Regions from separate parts of the Mus musculus genome. Here region 1 is linked to region 2. Evidence: chromatin loops called from intact Hi-C (ENCODE). Cell type or tissue: gastrocnemius. All regions are shown on one strand. Links, peaks and the distances in the headings refer to the core of each region. The heading gives the core; the rest is flanking DNA.

The links. Hi-C counts contacts between places; a loop is a spot of excess contacts. Peaks named below come from ENCODE experiments on the same cell type or tissue, not always from the same donor. Only the 100,000 strongest peaks of a DNase experiment are listed, where the experiment ranks them.
Region 1: a loop joins it to region 2, with 8 times the contacts of the local background. A loop is called at or near these places in 17 of 42 quality-filtered maps.

The regions. Positions count from the first base shown.
Region 1 is chr4:109,572,039-109,577,425 of GRCm38, forward strand. No RefSeq gene overlaps it. Among named protein-coding and RNA genes, the nearest start is that of Gm40226, 24 kb to the left of the region's middle. In gastrocnemius, for the core only: a CTCF peak has its summit at 5,073 (motif pointing right); a DNase peak (open chromatin) is centred at 2,456.
Region 2 is chr4:109,701,706-109,707,092 of GRCm38, forward strand. The region is part of intron 1 of Faf1 (Fas-associated factor 1); the gene reads left to right. Among named protein-coding and RNA genes, the nearest start is that of Faf1, 28 kb to the left of the region's middle. In gastrocnemius, for the core only: a CTCF peak has its summit at 2,065 (motif pointing left); no DNase peak of the experiment used is centred there.

The DNA of each region.
Region 1 (5,387 bases), core at 315-5,314, 130 kb before region 2:
TGTTATTTTTGTTATTGGAGGTGGTATTGTGTGTGTATGGTTGTCTTCTTTTGGGTCTGTTGTGAGGTGATTAGTTTCTTGTATTTTCTTGGGTGTAGTTACCCTCCTTGTATAGGAGTTTTCCTTCTAGTATCCTCTGTAGGGCTGGATTAGTAGAAAGATATTGTTTAAATTTGGTTTTGTCACAGAATATCTTGGTTTCTCCATCTATGGTGATTGAGAGTTTTGTTGGATATAGTAGTCTGGGCTGACATCTGTGGTCTCTTAGGGTCTGCATAACATTTGTTCAGAATCTTCAGGCTTTTCTGTTGAGAAATTCGGTGTAATTCTGATAGGTCTGCCTTTATATGTTACTTGGCCTTTTTCCTTTACTGTGTCTTGAACTAACATTTGCTTCCAAAAAAAACCAGGGCTTTTGGACCATCCTGCTAGTCTATTTAGCAAGGAAGCTAGCAATGTGTTCTAGAGTTAAAGGGACATAGACTTGAATAAAATGTAACACGGATCTCAGTTTCTCAGACCTGATAAACTAAGCTTCAGTGAGGTATATAACCACAAAAATCTCACACTATCAAAATCCATGAATTGGCAATGATAAAACATTGCTTATTTTTTTGGTAATAGGAGATGTTTGCATTGCTTTGGAAGACCAAGAATTTATAGTGTAATTCCTGTACACACTGAACCATTGGATGACCAAATAGTAGATGAAGAGAAAGGTCACTTTACTGAAGCATTTCAGCAAGTAAAAAAGTAATATTAAGATTAGACTGCCAGGCTGGACAGATGACTCAGTAACCACTGAAGTAGGTGAAGTGGAAACTGAAGGGTTCTTTGGAAAGTGAGTTTGGATGATGTTTTGCTGGGGTAAACATGTGAAGGAACATTTAGCTGAAATTGGACACAGGTGAAAGGCTAAGGCAAACTCGTGAAGTAATATTTTGCTGAAGCAGACACAGGAGAGAGGATGTCCTGCTAAAGCAAGTGCCTGAAAGGACACGTGATGAAGGATTCTTTTCTAATGACACTCATGTATTGGTCTGCCTTACCTTGTGTAGTTGAGCTGCATTTGTTGGGACTCCATAGAGAGAAACAAACCAAAACACTTCTGGTGGTGGGCTGCAGTTTCTTGCCACTTTCTTAGACTCAGGCTGGTGGGCAGAGTGATGTCAGCTGAGACAGACGCACATGCTGAGGCGAGACTCGGAGGACACATGATGTTTGGTGAGAGTATAAAAAGGACTCAGTGGACAGTGATGGAGGCAGAGCTAGGCTTGCTTACAGAGCTAGCTGTGCAACGCCTGTTGGTTTTGCTTATCCGCTGATCTTTGCTGAGGCACAACTGAGGACTTCTCCTGGCATTCCTCCTGGTCCATCCTGCTGACTTGTGCTGAGGCTGAGGCCTGGCTGTCTCTGCTAGGTAGTGCCACTGCTGCTGATTTGTGTTTGTTCTCCCAACTCTACTGAACCAAACTGGACTGCTGGTGCATCTGTGACATGTTTGAGTGGATAAAGCTGCTGCTGCTGCTAACTTGTGAACTAAACTGTGGATTTCCAGACAACACAGTCGGAGGAAGTTGTTCCAAAGAACCTTTCTAAACAGATCCACTTCCCCTGTATCCTTTCTTTCCCACTACCTCTGGTGGGAGGTGAGCCTCAACGGAGGTTAAAGCGTTTAAGAACCATCATTAAAAATAGGTTTTGGGAAAATTAAAGTTACAGTTGGAAGTACCGGCTGCTCTTCCAGAGGACCCAAATGAGAGCCTTTTGTAACTCCAGTTCCAGGGAATCTGATACCCCTAATAAAAACAAATTATAATGTCATCATGGAGATCCCAATGAATTATAACGCTTCAGCAGCACTAGTTACCAGCACACCCAGATGTGATGAGCCTCTGGTTGCTATTCCAGAGGAGGGGCTCATTTCCCAGCATCCATGTGGGGACTCACAACTATCTGCAACTCCAGTTCCAGGGCTTCTGACACAGACACACAGGCAGGCAAAACACCAATGAACATAAAGTAAAAGTAAATTATATATTTAAAAATAAACAATAAGCATTTTACCATTAATGTGCCCACTCAGAGGTCAGAGAACAACTTTTGGGAGCCAGTTTTTAGTACAGTTGATTTTAATGCCAATTTGCCAGAAGTTATAATTGCCTAAGCTGGGAGCCTCACTTGAGGAAATGTGTTGATCTCCTTGATGGATGTGTAAAGACCCACCCTAGGCAGCATCTTCCAGTAGCGCCAAGGATAAAAAGGCACGGCGCCTTTGCTCCTTGGTCTCCTCTCTTGTCCTGCTGCTGCAGTTGCCTTCCCTGATGCCAGAACCAGCTTTTCCAAACTCTCATCATGAAAGACTAGCACCAGCAGCTCTCCAGGAACCGCTCACTCGGCCTTTTGGCACCAGGTTGGAACTGCGGAGGCACCAGCCTTGTGGAAAAAGCAGCTGTTGGTTGTCTGGCTGCCACCCATGGAGGACAGCCGCTGTGGGACTACTTCAATTGCCGAGGCACTGGCCTCAGGGACCACGGAACTCCTGGGTTCTCAGCTGGGGGTGAGGGAAGAGAATTCGATTGTTGCTGTTTTAAAGGAGCCAGGAGAGGGCAACTCCAGATCCGAATAACTGGAGTTGCCTGGAGGAGTTGGTTTGAAGCTGAATTGGAGGCCAATTTTTTAACACATAGATTTTGAAACATTAAGCATCTGAGTGGGGATGCCAAAGAGCCAGTTAAATAAATAGGTCAGGGGTCGAAGCGGAGATCTGGCTGGGGTAATAAGAGAAGTGGCGAAGTCATGGAATCCTCAGGGTCTTTATCCATTACTGTGTTTTTATATAGTGTATACATTTTTTGGCCCCCAAAAGAAGGTATTCGGGCGGGGGCGGGGTGCAGAGAAAAGGACCACAGGCTGAGAGGAAAGCGGCAGTCTGGGGCTATACAAATCCTGTGACCACACGCAAGTGACTGCTTTGCTGGGGGCCTGCCCTAGACTTGAGTCAACATTTTCAAAACTAACCCCTGACCCAGTATCCTGGAACACCCAGGGCTTGGAGAAGCAGTGTTAAAAAAGAGTTGGGTCAGAGGGAAACCAGGGACCAGGCTGAACCTTCTGCAGAGATCGTCCAAAGCACACGATTGGATTTTCAGGGTGCACGGTGACCTTAGACAACCCAACTCGGGTCTTCAACCTTTGAGAAACCAGAGTGGGAGATGTAGTGGCCCAGGAAGCGGTGGGAGAACTTTTTATTTATATAAATGGCTATTAATTGAGATGGTTCATTTTTCAACAGATTCAGATGTGTGAACAGCGAGTCTGCCTTCTATTTCAGTTCCCTTTCTACACAGCCAGTGTTAGTGATTTCATCATATGACCACTGTATTCTGTTATTTCAATGGTGATAACTTAACAGTTCCCAGTTAATGGAGATCAAGTCATCTCCAAATTTTGCCACTACAAACTCTGAATAATCTTTTACATGTCATTTCTAAAAAAAAAAAAAAATGTAAATTGCATGTATAGGTGGGAATTTTGTTAACATGAAATAACACATAATAGTATGTGCATTTGTAATTTTGATAGGTTTTACCAAGCTGCTATTGTAGGAGTGTATCTTATGTGCTCACACCAGCACTGTAAGGGAATGGACATCTTTCCATCAATCTTCACTACCCTGGTAGCATGGCCAACTTTTTCCTTTGCTTGTTTGGGAGACACGTCTCACCTCAGTATGGTCTACTATTTTTCTCACTTTAGAAAGGCTTATTTGCGTGTGTCCTTTACCCGCATGTATATGTGTTCCTTGGCTGCCCTGGAACTGGAGTTATAGACCGTTGTGAGCTGCCATATGAATGCTGAGATCAAACCCCGGTCCTTTGGAAGAGTAGGCAGTGCTCTTAACTGCTAAGCCGTCTCTCCAGCTCTTAGGAAGACTGTTTTTTAATGTATTTGAAATATTTCTATATTCTTCCTGTGAACAATCTGCTGCTTGAAGACTTTTGTTGTTGTTGTTGTTGTTGTTTTGTTTTGTTTTGTTCTGTTTTTGAGACAAGGTTTCTCTTTGTATCCCTGGCTGTCCTGGAACTTATTCAATAGACCAGGCTGGCCATGAACTCACAGAGATCCACATGCCTCTGCCTCCTGAGTGCTGGGATCAAAGATGTGCACCACCATACCTGGCACTTGAAGACTTTTGAAGAGAGAGAGAGGAAAAAAAAGAGTTTCAAGACATTTTTAAAAATGTCATAGACAATAAAATATTTCTATTATTCAAATTTAGTTTAAAAAAATCTTTCAAAACATTTTAGGGAAAATTCAAGAACAAAGGTTACAGTTATATAAAATCTTAGTTCGGTGACAATGCCCCCGGGGGATCTGCTTAGCAAGACCACCATGAGAAGTCACAGAATTGAATATTTGAACTGGATAAATCTTTCTGAGTGTTACCCAACCTCAGATATTTCATTATAATAACATAACATTGACCAAGATTATGTTCATAGCCAGATAGCCAGTGAATGATTAAAGGTTTTTAAAGACGATTTCTCAAAGGGTTTTTTTTTAATCTCTTAATTTTTTTTTACCATGTATCAATTCCCTTTGCTTAACAGAGCCTAAGGTTAAAGCATATGAAAGCAACAACTGAGCGAATGCACACACACACACACACACACACACACACACACACACACACATACACATATACACACATAGACACACACAAACATATACACACAGACACACACACATTTATGTGTAAACACATGTCCACTCTACACACTAAAATGCTTCAGATTATAATATCCATTTGGTGTTTTCATCACCAATGGACCAATCTGAGATTGTATATAAACAATTAATACAGAAAATAAGAAAGAAATGTGCCCATGCTAAAGCTAGTTGATTAGCTTACTTTTCAAGTTGAAGCTCTTTGAATGAGAATAAGGGAAATTACCTGCAAACATTATGTTAAATTACATGTCATTTTATGGCTTTACTTTTTAAAACAAATAACTTTCATTTATAGTGTCTCCCTACAGATGTTTGTGTATCCCAGCTATTTGATGAAACAGCCACAAGATGGTGCCATGGTTAACATGTTAGCATAGGGATTTGAGAACTACAAGGGGGAACACGGACACATCATTACATGGAAGATGCCGTCATACTTTCCCGACTCAACTGTATCACTACCCATTAGTGAATGCCATTTCCAGATGACTGCGTTTCACATCCGTGGTTTTTGTTTTTTGTAAACAAATTTCCTCATTGGGCCTATTAAGTAATGATTCAAATTGCTATAGAGACAGAAATTAGACCTTTTCTACTTTACAAATTGATGGATATATTTTTAATGATCTCTTGCTTAACTTTTATGTCAAGAT
Region 2 (5,387 bases), core at 128-5,127:
TTTCTCTGTATAGCCCTGGGTGTCCTGGAACTCACTTTGTAGACCAGGCTGGCCTCAAACTCAGAAATCCGCCTGCCTCTGCCTCCTAAGTGCTGGAATTAAAGGCGTGTGCCACCACGCCCGGCTACTCCCTTAATTTTTGATTTTTGAGATGGTATCCAAACCTAGGTGAAGACCTGGGTTGGTCTGGAATTCTATATACCTAGTCCGTCCTCAAACTCATTCTATTTCTCTAGATCTAGATGTACAGTAGCTCATCCATCTCCTGCCTCATCTTTTAATCTAGTATTCAATTACCATATAGAACAAAGGTCATATTTATTGGCACTCATGGAAGCTGCATGGAGCCCATGAAGTTGGTATCCCTGGAGCTCCTTGCATGACTTACAGGAAGCTTGACCTGAGTCTATACTCTCTTGCAGTTTCTATTGCTTATATAGTCTTAAGGAAGAGCCTTGTGAATCTTGTATATTTCAAGGCCTTCCTGAGACTTGAGTTATTTTATTTGCGAGCCTCTTAAAATTTCTTTTGCTTTCTAAGTCCTGACAAGCAAACTAGAGGATATTGTTATGCTACAGCTGGCCTCATATTAGGTACTCTGCCTGTCCATGCAGAGTACTACACAGTTTAAAAAAACCATCATGATCATCAACAGCAGCAAACTATATCTTAGCCAAGCTATACTGTAGCTGGGTGGTAGTGGTGGCGGTGGTGGCGCACGCCTTTAATCCCAGCACTTGGGAGACAGAGCAGGTGGTCCTGAGTTTAAGGCCAGCCTGGTCTACATTCCAGGACAGTCAGGGCTAGCTAAAGAAACTGTTTGAACAAAACAAACCCCCAAAATTATACCTTGTTTTTCTGAGGATATACCTTGAATTCCATGTATTGCTTCTATATAAACATACCCAATTTGAGGGTCCCATCTGAAGTCACCTACGTAGTTCCTTATTCCCTTTTGGAGGCCACCCTCATTTTCTTCTTGTCTTTCTCTCCCTTCCTTCCCTCACTCTGGTAATGTCTTGTTCTGTGATATAGGTTGGTTTTGGATTCTTGGGTCCTCCTGCTTCTGTCTTTTGAGTTCTGGGATTATAGGCATACATCACAATGGATGGAATCCACTCTCCCTGAAAAACCAAAGAGCTATATTTATATATCATTAGTGGACTGAGAATTTTCAGTATTAGCATTTATGATTTAACTACTTGCTAGTACATTTTAAAGATGCCTCCTTTCAAAAATGTAGCAAGTGCTGTTAATAACTGTAGTTGTAGGTTCCTATAGGCAAATGTTAAGTTATTAACATGTTTAAGCTAAATAACAATTAAAAAAAAAAAGAGGCTGGGCATGGTGGGGCACGCCTTTAATCCCAGCACTTGGGAGGCAGTGGCAGGCGGATTTCTGAGTTTGAGGCCAGCCTGGTCTACAGAGTGAGTTCCAGGACAGCCAGGGCTATACAGAGAAACCCTGTCTCGAAAAAGAGGCAAGTGGCTTAGGTCGTTAGAGTTAACTTTGAATTAAAAATATTCTGGTATCTACATCCTGTTGTGGTTCTCTATATGATAGATTGCTTGGCACATTAGCACAGTTTTGGGGGCACATTTTTTGAATACAGGGTCTCACTGTTAGTTTAGGATGACTTTGAACTTGTTGTTACCACTGCTGGCTTTGAACTCCATATCCTCTTGTTTCAGCCTCCCAAGTGCTAGTATGTATGCCACCACACACACCTGTAGAGTTTTAGTTTATGAATTAGATTATGATAATTTATTTAGTCTTTACATCATGTTTTTAGTTTCTGTTTAGACTGAATACTTAACAAATTATAACCTATAGTGCTCTTATGAGAAAGTGTGTTGGTATTCATTTAAGGAATCAGCAATTTAAAAGTACTATGAAGCCTGAGGAAAGTAGCTTTTATTCTACCCACTGTAGTTTTAGACCCTATCAATGGTAGACATTCTTAGTTTTATTGTTACTAGGTTTTGAAAGTCTTGTGTGAAAGCAGTGTATAATGAAATTTGCAAAATCTGTTAAGTACTTGCTCCCTCTTGTGGCTAGAAATGAGAATGTAACCCCTTACTAGAATCCATTCTTCAATTTGTTACTAAAAGATGTACTATCAGCAGTTTTGTGAAATTTACCAAAACATTACTGTTTTGAAGCTTATTATTTCAATTTTACCAACCTAATTTTTTAGTTTACATAAACTTGTTATTGCTCTAGTGTTTTTTTCTTTCAAATAAAGGAAAGAATTTATAACTCTCCAGAATAAAATTTGTATAATAGTACAGTCATAAACCACATAATGGTGTTTTGGTCAAGAGCTGCATATACAATGATGGTGTCATAAGATTATAATAGAGCTGAAAAAATGTGGAGCCAGGTTTGTCCTGTTGGCATAAACCCATCAATCATGATTTGTTATTGTTTTAAATATTCTTAAGTTACTGATGTGTTCATGAGGAATTTTACATCTTTGTTGATGGGGATGATTGCTATGGATCTGGAACAGTTCTAGACCTATCTGGTGCTGCATGTCAATTAGATGAGACTAGAGCAGTGTGTATGTGAGCTGCATGCAGTAGGACTTGGTGACATACATAGGCTTATTCTTTCCTTTTGGAGACATGCTCCTGCTAATAGCTCAGGCTGGTCTTCCTCTGCAGTATTGGCTGGCTTCAACCTTGTCACCTTGCTTCTATCTCCTAAGTGCTAGGATTACACATTCGTATAGCTAGGGTTGGTCCCAGGGCCTTCCTTACATACGCTAATCATGCACTCTTCCAGTTGAGTTACATCTCAGCCCCTGAGGACACTTTGGAGAGCACTGCCTACAAAAATTTCTAGCAGCCTTTCCTAATTTGAAAATGCTCAGTAAAGGAATTTTAAAATATGTCCTCTCAGGGCTGGAAAGATGGCTCAGCTGTTAAGAGCACTTGTTGCTCTACCAGAGGATTGGGTTTTGATTCCTAGCACTCACATGGTGGTTCATACCCTAAGTAACTCCAGATCTAGAGCAGTCAATAACCTCTTCTGACCATTGTGGGCACCAGGCATGCAAATAAATGGTACACATACATATATGCAGGCAAAACACTCAGATATAAAATAATAAATAAGTCTAATAAAAATTATAAAAAAGAAATATATTCTCAGCTAAGTTAGTATAGTATAAGATCTCATTTTCCTTATACACCCTCATTATTGGTTAAGCCATACCTCATTTGCTTATTTTAGAGGCCATGAAACTGCTATTGTAACTTGCTTATAGCTGAGTTTTGTAAGTGCTACTCTCAGGAACTACAACGTATCTGCTAGTACTTCTGCCACACTGTGGACTCTATTAGTCAAGGAAGTGTTGTACTCAATACCACATAGAAGATGACAACCCTGAGATGTTACCTCCATATGTCTCAGCCTTATCTGAATGTTTTCTTATCCATCGAAAGGCCAGTTCAGCTGCTGCCATAGCAAGATGGCACACACAAATGTAACCTAGGGAAGAATGGCTTTATTTGGGTTGTCCTTACTGCTCCACTCTCAGATGCCCTATGTCTTAGAACACATAGAAGGCGATATGCTAGATTCATCTTTGGTTCTAATCTGTCCTTATTTGGGGATAGTTGTGTTTCATGACTTATCTTGAGGAGCTGTGAACAAATTCAGTATAGATAAGGAACTAATAATAGACCAAGGACACAATTCTGTTTTAAGTCTAGCTTTGTGGACCAGGTAGTTTATTGGGGTTACTTAAAGGAGCATGAGCGACTCTTTAGTAGAGCTGCCTACAAGTTACACAGATGATGTAACTTTCCACTGCAGTCATCCAGTGATGTAGCTTTTGTGAGTCATTTGAGATGCAGCTGCCTGAGAGTTACCCGTGCTGTTGTAAGTAGCTCCAGTAAATCCATTGGTTCATCAACTGAGACTTGGGTGGGTATTGTTGGTGCCCATTGGCATGAATATGTTTGCTCATGAGCAACTAGGAGAAAGATTGTGCATCAGGAGAAATATACTAAGTATAATATCCATCTCTCTCTTTTAACTCATTTAGGAGGGATCAGGAATGGACAGAGAGAAAGCTAGGTAACTTTATGAAGCAATTAATAAGGTAAGATATAGTTAAGTGGAAAGAAGTCACTACAGACAACCACTTGGGAGAAAAAGAGAAGGACCTGTTGTCATGCTCCTCATGCATGTGTTTTGTGCCATTCACCTGAAATACCGGAAACAACTAGTTAATGTGTTAATAGTTTTACAGATTTTGAATAGATTTTCCTCATTGACTGTCTCCAATCCAAAAGTCTACAATCTCATGTTCCAAATTGTAAAACATTTTGAGTATCTGATGCTGAACAGATTTTAGCATTGGAACTTACTGGATTCTCAGAATAGGGGTATTCAATGGATGAAGGACTTTCAGTCTTAAAGTCTGAGTCCTTTTTCTTTTCCTTCTCTTCTTCCTCCTCCTCCTTCTCTTTCTCCTTTTATTGGCATTTGTCAAATGAAATGTTAAATGTAAAGTAAACCTTTCAGATTATTTTGTTTTGATGCAAAAAGTCCAGTAATTTTGGAGAAAAGTTTAATAGTAGGTTGGCATGAAGACATTAAGACTTATGGTGGACATTTGGAGGGTAACATTAATTTTGGTCAAATAGTTTTGTTTAGAGGAGAAGGTTGCTTACTTGAGAAAATGCACTTGTGGTCTGTATAATTTTGTGTACTTATATGCCTATGGTATCATGAGCAAAAGTCCCTCTTTGATACATTTGAAAATGAATAGAAAGTTCTAATTTTAAGATACTTCTAGGATTTAATCATAGTTAATATTTGTTTTTGATATTTCTATGAAACATCCTCAAGTAATGAGAAAGGTTGGTTTTCTTATCAGAAATTCATGGTCTGATCCTTTGCTCTGTAGACTTAAGCATTATACTTTATATTTATTATTGTTCAGTGGTAATGTTCTGGGGAAGTGGCTCAGAATAGCAGCTTGATTGGAGACTGATGTTTTCAAAAATGATTTATTTTTATTTTATGTATATGTCTGTTTTGCCTGCCTGCATTATCTGTAGCACATGTGTATCTGGTATCCATGGTGGCCAGAATAACATATCATCAGATCTTTTGGAACTCGAATTGCAGATTATTGTCAGCCACCATGTGGGTCCTTAGAAGTGAGATACTCTTAATTACCCGGTTATCTCTCCAGCCCTGCGTTTTGGGAAATCAGCAGTTCAGTTCAAAGGTCAGCAGGGGCAGTTTGATCCACTCACAAACACTTCACATATATACCAGCAGTTCAGTTCAGTAGTTGGCATAGCAGTAGTGGTGGCAGGACCTAGCAGGGGCATGAATCAGCAGGAGGGATTTAGACCAGGAGACAC